Linked DNA regions of Homo sapiens: region 2 is linked to region 1. Evidence: chromatin loops called from intact Hi-C (ENCODE). Cell type or tissue: PC-9. All regions are shown on one strand.

Region 1 (5,000 bases):
TGACTTTTTTTTTTTAATCTTGCTTGGGTTCTGCAGGACTTCTTAGATCTGTATTGATGTCTGTATCATTTTGGAAATATCTCAACCATTATCTCTTTAAATATCATTTTTGCCTATTCTCTCTTCTTTTGTTGAGGACCCCAACTTCCCATATGATGAAATTTCTCACAATTCTAATTTCTGTATCTCTTGCTGCCTTAGCCTGGGTTGCCTGGAAAGCAGAGCCTGATATAAAGGCTTGCATGCAGGTACATTACTTACGGATGTGATTCTAGGAACAAATGTGAGGAATGAGGGGTATGGAACAGGGAAGGAGCAAGAACCAATACAAGTATTTGACTGAGTCAGCTGGTGTGACAGACAACTCGGGCTGCATCTCAGGACTCAGGAGGAATCTTATAAAATATGTCCCTGAACTCACTCATTCACAAAGAGCTGTTAGAAATACAGCTTGGCACAAAGCTGGAGGCATCACGCTACCTGACTTCAAACTATACTACAAGGCTACAGTAACCAAAACAGCATAGTACTGGTACCAAAACAGAGATATAGACCAATGGAACAGAACAGAGCCCTCAGAAATAATACCACACATCTACAATTATCTGATCTTTGACAAACCTGGCAAAAACAAGAAATGGGGAAAGGAGTCCCTATTTAATAAATGGTGCTGGGAAAACTGGCTAGCCATATGTAGAAAGCTGAAACTGGATCCCTTCCTTACACCTTATACAAAAATTAATTCAAGATGGATTAAAGACTTAAATGTTAGACCTAAAACCATAATAACCCTAGAAGAAAACCCAGGCAATACCATTCAGCCCATAGGCATGTGCAAAGACTTCATGACTAAAACACCAAAAGCAATGGCAACAAAAGCCAAAATTGACAAATGGGATCTAATTAAACTAAAGAGCTTCTGCACAGCAAAAGAAACTACCATCAGAATGAACAGGCAACCTACAGAATGGGAGAAAATTTTTACAATCTACCCATCTGACAAAGGGCTAATATCCAGAATCTACAAAGAATTTAAACAAATTTACAAGAAAAAAATCAAACAACCCCAACAACAAGTGGGTGAAGGATATGAACAGACACTTCTCAAAAGAAGATATTTATGCAGCCAACAGACGCGTGAACAAATGCTTATCATCACTGGTCATCAGAGAAATGCAAATCAAAACCACAATGAGATATCAACTCACACCAGTTAGAATGGCGATCATTAAAAAGTCAGGAAAAAACAGATGCTGGAGAGGATGTGGAGAAATAGGAACACTTTTACACTGTTGGTTGGACTGTAAACTAGTTCAACCATTGTGGAAGTCAGTGTGGTGATTCCTCAAGGATCTAGAACTAGAAATACTATTTGACCCAGACATCTGATTACTGGGCATATACCCAAAGGATTATAAATAATGCTGCTATAAAGACCCATGCACACGTATGTTTATTGTGGCACTATTCACAATAGCAAAGACTTGGAACCAACCCAAATGTCCATCAATGATAGACTCGATTAAGAAAATGTGGCACATATACACCTTGGAATACTATGCAGCCATAAAAAAGGATGAGTTCATGTCCTTTGTAGGGACATGCATGAAACTGGAAACCATCATTCTGAGCAAACTATCGCAAGGACAGAAAACCAAAGACCGCATGTTCTCACTCATAGGTGGGAATTGAACAATGAGAACACTTGGACACAGGGTGGGGAACATCACACACTGGGGCTTGTTGTGGGGTGGGGGGAGGGATAGCATTAGGAGATATACCTAATGTAAACGACAAGTTAAGGGGTACAGCACACCAACATGGCACATGTATACATATGTAACAAACCTGCACATTGTGCACATGTACCCTAGAACTTAAAGTATAATAAAAAAAAAAAAGAAGAAAAGGAAAAAAAAGAAATATGGCTTGGCATCTCAACTTTCTCCTGTGGAGGCTGCATACACACCCAGGGGAAAAATGGCTACAAGGCCAGGTGCGGTGGCTCATACCTGTAATTCCAGCACTTTGGGAGGCCAAGGCAGGAGGACTGGTTGAGCTCAGGAGTTCGAGACCAGCCTGGGCAACATAGACCTCTACTAAACATCTCTACTAAAATTAAAAAAAAAATTAGCTGGGCATGGTGGCACATGCCTGCAGTCCCAGCTACTCAGAGGGCTGAGGCAGAAGGATCATCTGAACCTGGGAGGCTGAGGCTGCAGTGAGCCCTGATTGTGCCACTGCACTCCAGCCTGGGCAACAGAGCAAGACCTTGTGTAAAAAAACAAAAGTGGTTACACACCAGGCTCATCATCCTGGGTCTCTGTTGTTCCCAGATCCTGGTCCAGCAATTCCACACCAGTTTCAGGCTCTCCGATTTCTTCAAGCAAATGCTTTAAATATTTTGTTCATTGTTGTCCCCTTTGGGAGTGTGAGTCTATCTAATTAGTCATCATCTAAATGGAAAATATTGCATAATGTTCCACTGATGTTTAGCAGCATCTCTGGCCTTCCCCCCACAGATGCCAGTAGCATCCTACCTAGTCATGATCATAAAAATTGTTGCCAGACATTGACAAATGTCCCCTGGTGGACAAAATGGCCCTTGGTTGGGAAGCACTGGGTTAGACCAACCGGAACCCACCTCTAACCCTGGCACTCACTTCCATTAGAACACTGGCCCACGTGGAGGACGTTTATCTCAACAAAAACAGGTTCTGCCAGCATGTCAGAAGAGGCACATGATGCTGGCAGGCAGCCCACAGTGTGCCTCACAGCTCAAACCAGAAGCAAACCCTACTTCTAGTCCAGTGCTTTTTCCCAGTCCCATGCTGTTTCAACTCCTTCCACTCTCAGGAGGCTGGGGTCTTCAAATCTGTAAATTCTAACAACTCCCCAGGTGTTTTGCACAGTCAGCCAGGCCCTGGTCCAGTCAACCAGTGTTTGGAGATCACTGACTAAGCCTAAGTTTTATTTCAACTTAAGATAGGGACCTGGATAGAGAGAACTTTCAAGCTAGGCAACAGGTGTTTTTGTTTTTGTTTTATTTTTTAGACTTTTGGGGAGGGGATGGAATATAACAAACTTATACAGAAAAGTGTACAAGTGTACAAACTTACATAGAAAAGTGTACATAAATATGCAGCTAAACAAGCTGATATAAAACAAAACCCAGGTAACCCCCTCCAAGGTCATGATACAAAACATCAGCATTTCAGATGCCACCCCCACCCATTCCTGATCATAATCTGTGTCCCATGGCTAAATCACAGCCTTGCAGAGTCCCAGCCCAGCAGAGGAGAGGGGTGTTTCGTCAGCGTCTCACCTGCATCCCTGCAGCCCCTCCCAGCCCAGAGCTGCCTCTCAGGTGTCTTCTGCAGGCGGGCAGTCCCTCAGGTCCCCAGTACAAATTGGTGGTGGCAGTGATTCTCCAAGGTCTCCAGTCTCAGAGACACTGGACTCAGGTTCCCCAAATTGGAATGCTCTACGTATTTCTCTATTTCCTATTTGCTTTTAAAGTGCTAATCTGTTGCAAATTTAGTTTTTAAAAGTATTTTAAAACTCCCAATGCACAAGCAGTACCCCAGACCAGTGATACCAGAATTTCTGGGGTGTCACGTAGGCATCTTTCCAGATGATTCCAACATGCAGCCAAAGTTGAGAGCCACTGTCTTAAAGTTCAGCCCCTCTGGGGTGACACTATAAAGCACAGCCACAATTCATGATGCCCGGTTGAAGCCTTTGCCTCTGCTGCCTGGCATACGCAGCTCCTTTTCCCTTCCATGGAATGCCTCTGAGTCCAGTTGCTGCCATTGTGAAGGTACCCACACTCTCATTATGGAGCCCAACACTGTCATGGCCTCCTGGCATAGGGCACTCGGAGGAAGGAAACTGGAGAAGCAGGACCTGAGCCATGGGAAGGGAAGGAGAAGGTGTTCATCTCCTTAGGGTTGCCTCTCTGGTGTGTGCATGTAAACAAAGAGTGGAGCGAGAAACTTGGCCCCTGAGAAAACGCAAATGCTTTAAGTCAGTTACTGAGTTCAGGAGACCTTCCTCCTGTGAGTTCATAAATGATTTGCTTCCCTATAAAGACTTAGGAGCTCTGTGACACTTACTGAAGTGAAAGCGAGAGTGTTCAGAGCTTGCGTCTGCAGTCACATACTGATAAACACGGCGAATAACACCAATCCAAATCCCCAGTGCCTATAGCAGTGCCCAGCATGTGAAAGTGCCCAGTGGTATCTGTAGAATGAAGAGTGAACAGACGTCACACTGACCTAGCTGATGTGTGGGAAGAACAGAGCTTTGGCCTGGTGGAGAAAGGCAGGGAATGGAGGCGCTGGCTCAGGCTCTGGAGTTCTGCAGTGGAGGGAGGGGAATAAACTGCTATGAAGGCACAGGGCAGACCTATGAAGAAGGCAAGAACTATGTGGGACACGAAAATCCTCCTGCCTGCTGCCTTGGCTCACAAGCATCAGAGTGAGGAAATGAGGGTGTCCTCACCCACCCTGCTCTCTGGAGGGCAGAAAGGGAAGAAACAGAGAAGATAGGCTCAGTTTATCCGTCTGGGGGAGAAGAGTCATGCTTTTGTTCAGTTGTCCAGCTGCTGCTTCTCCTTCTATTAAGGCCATGGGAGAGTGGAGGTCTCCCTGTCAACTTGCTCCCTATCAGCCATCCTACAGGAATGCCATTACCCCCCAAACTTGCCACTTGTGGGTGCCTGAGTTTGCACTTTGTTCTGTTCCAGTGGCTGTTGCTAATCGTGAAACTGAGGCTCCCACCTGTGCCAGTCTTTATTCCAGATACAAGAAAAGTTGTTGGTTAGTGCCCATGGAACTGGACCACAGGGAGCCACCCCTGGCTATGGAGGTGACAAGCTAGAGGGCAAGAAGCCTATCCTAAACAAACCCAGAACTAGTAGATGGAAGGGAGCTGGGTGTTCCATACCCTAGGACGTTACCAGTACGCACCTGAGTTTGGAAACCTTTTGAGATAACTAA
Region 2 (5,000 bases), 140 kb before region 1:
CTGTGCTGGGTGTGCCTGTCCATCAGATACCCTATCTTGCAAGACTGTCGTTAAAAGTCTCACTTTTGCAGTTCTCCGGGTCTCTGAGTCCATTCTTTGGGTTTGGATGAGTGAACTTGTTTCTCATAAACTGAAGTAGGTGTGGCTCCTGCCCCCAGGTGGCTGTGTCCAGGTTTTCCTTGGTAGTGCTCCCCTGGTCCTGGTCCTGGTTCTGCTGCCACCCTGTGGAATCCTCGTCAACCTTTCAGCCACTCAAATACCCTTGGTGTCCATGGCGTCTGAACAGCTAGTGTAAGTGCAGGCAGCCCCAGGGTCTCCATGCATCGGGCAGCTTGCCTTCCGTTGAAGATGTGGCTGTCTTCCCATTTCTCTCTGCCGATGCCAGCAGCTCCCCTGCATCACCCTGCTGTCCTACGACTGCGTTCTCAACACACAGCTGAGAGCGAGAGCAAAACAGCATGTGTCCGTGATTCCTAATTTCTGTTGACATTTCTTGGTAACATCAATAAAGCAGCAGTGCCAATGTGAATGGATGTGAATGCCTTGGAAGAAAACCTCGGAGACAATACTGGAGCATGTTCAAATAAATCCTGTGTCCCCAGTGCTCTTCAGGGGACAGAGTCGGCTCTAATTCAAAAGTGACACAAAGGCATTGGGTTCTGGGAGGAAGCAAGTCTTAAGGCACATGTGTGTCCTTTTCGTATATGCTCAAGAGAAATCTATGACAAAATGTTTTATCAATAAGTCTAAAAGGCCAGGTGTGGTGACTCATTGGCTCACACTTGTAATCCCAGCACTTTGGGAGGCTGAGGTGGGAGGATTGCTTGAGCCCAGGAGTTTGAGACCAGCTTGGACAAACTGGTAGTGAGACCTCTTCTCTACAAAAAAAAATTTAAAAAATTAGCTGGGCATGGTGATGTGCACCTGTAGTGCCAGCTGCTCAGGAGGCTGAGGTAGGAGGATTTCTTGAGCCTAGGAGGTTGAGGCTGCAGTGAGCCGTGATTGCACCACTTGCATTCCAGCCTGAGCGACATAGCGAGATCCTGTCTCAAAAAAAAGTCTAAAAGAACTTTTTCGATAAGTATAAAAACTCTCATATATAAGAAAACATCGTGTCATAGAAATTGAAAGCTTTTTTCTTTCTTTCTCAGGGCTACATAAAATAAGAGCAGGGCTCCAGGAAAAGCAATTGTGATGTGTGGTCCATGCTGCATACTTAGAGCCAAGAGTAGGTTAAGTCTCAACTCTGCTACTTTTTAGGTATGTGATATCAGGTTCCTCTTTGTTTTGGGTTTTTCATCTGAAAAACAAGGATAATAATAATGCCTCCCTTATAGGCTGTTGTAAGGATCAGATGAGATAATATATGCTAAGTCCTTATCACAGGGCCTGACACACAGCAGGTGGTGAATAAATATTAGCAACTTTTATTGAAACTGATGGAAATACAAAGATAAATTGAAAAATCCACTATCGTGTGAGATTTTTAATGCACAGCTCTTGAAATTGACAGAGATCAAGAAGATAAAAATAAACAAAACTCTTAAATAACAGAGAAAAACATCATATAATAGCTAATGGGTCTTTTTACCCACCAGAGAGTGTATATTATTTCAAGTATACACAGCACAGTCACAGAAATTGGTCATGTGTTAAGCCATAAAGAAATGATCAACAAACTCCAAAAAATAGAAATCATGATATAGGTCACACTTACTGATTACAACATAATAAAATTAAGAATTGACAACTGAAGATACATATATATTCAGAAATAATAGTCTAGAAGTAAGTATACAAAGATGCACATACAACATTTACTGCTAGTAATAGAAGAAATGCAAACCACCTAAATATTTTTCATTAGGGAAATGGTTACGATCATGGTGCAGCCACACTGTGGAATGCCATGCAGTGGTCAAAAAGAATGAGATCGACTTACGTATCTGCACACAATGATGTCCAAGACGTATCAATTAAGTGGAAAAAATTCTAAGAGCAATGATATGATATGATACAATTTATGTAAAAAAATACAAAATGGAATTACATTTTTCATGAAATGAAATTCATTTCCTACACACACACACACACAAACACTGCAATATACAAGGAAAGCTGTGAAGGCAAGTCCTGGGATGTGACTCAGCATGATTACAGTGATGACCTCTGGGGAGGGGTGGCATTCAAGGTGGTTTGGTTAAGGAGAGCTTTGTTGGACATTCTTATTGTGAAGATACATGCATGCATTACTGATATTATTTAAAATCATTTAAAATAACAAGGAAGGTGAGAAAAGAAAAAGTTTCAGGTACCACTGTCCAGTGGAAGCACAAGGTTTGCTTTTTATTTTTTCTCCTTTCCTTGCTAATCATTCATCCTTATCTTCCCCACCCATGTTTATGGAATATTATGAGCTTGACACAGCCACTCACAGTTTCCATACAATGTCTTGTCTCCCTCTCTCTGTGATCGCCAAGTCTCCCAGGTGGCTGCCAATGGTTCTGGCCTCCTCGAGCCACACTCTCATGCAGTCCTTTCCACATTCAATCAGGGCTGGCCTCTGTGTCCAGCAGAATGTTGATGGGTCAGAAAAGGCACTACAGCTCCCGCCTTGCTCTCTTGGGTGACTCATGCTGGGGGAAGCCAGCCACATGCCAAAAGGACGCCCAAGCAGCCCTGGGGAGGCCCACACAGAGAGATGCTAAGGCCTCCTGCCAGCAGCCAGCACCAGCTCGGCAGCCAGTGAGGGCTGCCTTGGCAGTGGATCCCCTGGCCACAGCAGAGCCTTCAAATGATGCAGCCCAGGCTGACATCTGACTGCAGCCCTGTTAGTCTGCTTTGTGCTGCTATAACAGAATTCCATAGACTGGGCAATTTATAATGAACAGAAATTTATTGGCTCATGGTTCTGGAGGCTGGGAAGTCCAAGATTAGGGTCCCAGCATCTGTCAAGGGCCTTCTTGCTGCATCATCCCATGGTGGAAGGGCAAAAGGAGGGAGGGGGAGGGAGAGAGACAGAGAGAGGGAGGATCAAACTTGTTCTTTTATAATGAATCCACTACTGAGATAACAAACCCATTCTCATGATAACAGAATTAATCCATTCAAGAGGGCACAGCCCTCACAGTCTAATCACCACTCAGCAGCCCCCTCCCAGCACTGTTGCACTGGGGATTATGTTTCCAGCACATGCTTTCCAGGGGCCACATTCAGTCTGTAGCAGACTCCAAGCCAGAACCACCCGGCCAGACTATTAGTGAATTCTTGGCCCACAGAAACTGTGATTGCAGTTTGAGACCACTAAGTCATGGATATTTAGCTATGCAGCATTAGGTAACTGCTAATTACTGGCTTACTAATCAGTCTTTCTCTGCTCCAGATACCCTTTCTGTGCCATTGTTTCTCAGGTCTGGGGCCTCTGGTGTCTTTAACAGTCTCTGTGCTCCCCATCTTCCTGCTCGGCCTCAGACGCCCACTTCCCTGGCTCGGTCTGCTCCCTCTGTCTCTGCCTGCTTGCCCACCTCTCTCCTCTACACTTTGTGGTGCTCGCTCCCCCTCTCTCCTCCTGGATCCCTGCTGGATGACGAGGGTCGCCAGCAAGCGTGTGGTCTGCCTGAGACTTCCGTGGGGCTCTCGGCAGTTCTGTAGGCTGACCCCAGTGCTTTTTTTGTAGCTGGAAAAGGGAACCCCGGCACCAGATGAGGATGCGGCCTCTTTTGTCCTAATTCTCTTTTCCTTTTCTAAGAGACAAACCAGGCTAGTGGGATGTTATCCTGACACAGGGACCAGACCAGCTCTGGCGAAAGGTGAGGGCTGTCCTTTCTGGCCAGGCATTTCCTAAAATGTGTTTGGGTATTTTGTGGGGTGAATTTGCTGGGAATCTCCCATGTAGTCATGGAAACCTTGTCCCTCACAGCCTAGAAACAAAGATGTTCAGGTTCAGTTTGCCTGCCAGTCTGCCACCTGGCTAGAAAGTGACTGTCCCAGGTCTGCTGTGAGGAGTGGCCTGGTTTATGGGAGGGGTTCCTCTCCAGAGCACCTCTAGGGGAGGAGAGGCGAAGCCTCCTCTGTGGCAGGGGTGCCCACCTCAGCCCACTGTGGGCAGCTGAAAGACACATTTGAATGGACAACGTGGAATCTCAGAGCTGGAAGGGACCCTGAGAAGCTACCCAGAATTTCAGTGCCTCCAGGGAGTGGACGACAGTCTCAAGAAAAGGAAACGAGATAGCACTTGTGTGTGTGCACTGGACAGTCTCCAAGGCGCAGTGTTGAGTAAATGATGCAAAGTGTGGGAGGTGTGTGTGGGAACTGCCATTTGTGTAAACAAAGCAAAGGATGCACTTGTTAGTAAATGCATGAACTACCTCTGAAGTGCGCACAGGCTGGCTGCCTCCAGGAGGGGTGATGCAGGCAGGGGCAGGGGTGGGAGGGATACTCGCTGCCGAATATCCTTTTGTAATTTTAAAGTTGAACCATCTGCATGTATTTCTTTTCCAAGAATAAAGTTGAAACACGCAATACATAAATCTATCTACTGTACCCTCCCATTTTCTTGATGATTGAAATGGAGACTGGAGGACGGCCGATGGTGAGCCACGGGGTTGGCACTGGAATCCGGGTCTTCCAACTTCCTCTCTCTTTGTCGTCACTTGTCAGGACCTTCTGGGGTGTCTGCTGGCTCCTTGCACCCCGTGTTCCATGGGGATGACCTGGGTGGTAGAATGAGGAGGGGGCGCACACAAGCTGAGCTGGGAGGGGGGCTCTCTGAAGCTCCCCATTTGGGCTGCTAAGACTTCATGAATGTGTGCGTGGCAGTCCATTAGGAGGGGTAGGCCTGAAGCATGAGGCCTGAACTCACACAAAAAGCCAGTCTTGCTCTGCAGAGGTCAGACCTGACTGTGCTCCTGAGAGGGGTTTCGGGGGTTGTGTGCAGTGGGGACATTTTTGGAGCCCACGCCATTTCCATCTGGTGGTGCTTTACATGCTTTCCATTCTCT

Evidence for each region. Hi-C counts contacts between places; a loop is a spot of excess contacts. Peaks named below come from ENCODE experiments on the same cell type or tissue, not always from the same donor. Only the 100,000 strongest peaks of a DNase experiment are listed, where the experiment ranks them.
Region 2: a loop joins it to region 1, with 5 times the contacts of the local background. A loop is called at or near these places in 4 of 110 quality-filtered maps.

The regions. Positions count from the first base shown.
Region 1 is chr20:24,998,103-25,003,102 of GRCh38, reverse strand. No RefSeq gene overlaps it. Among named protein-coding and RNA genes, the nearest start is that of APMAP, 7.9 kb to the right of the region's middle. In PC-9, a CTCF peak has its summit at 2,561 (motif pointing left); a DNase peak (open chromatin) is centred at 2,552; H3K27ac peaks cover 1,823 bases.
Region 2 is chr20:25,134,515-25,139,514 of GRCh38, reverse strand. No RefSeq gene overlaps it. Among named protein-coding and RNA genes, the nearest start is that of VSX1, 55 kb to the right of the region's middle. In PC-9, no CTCF peak of the experiment used is centred here; DNase peaks (open chromatin) are centred at 2,164 and 2,624; H3K27ac peaks cover 1,429 bases.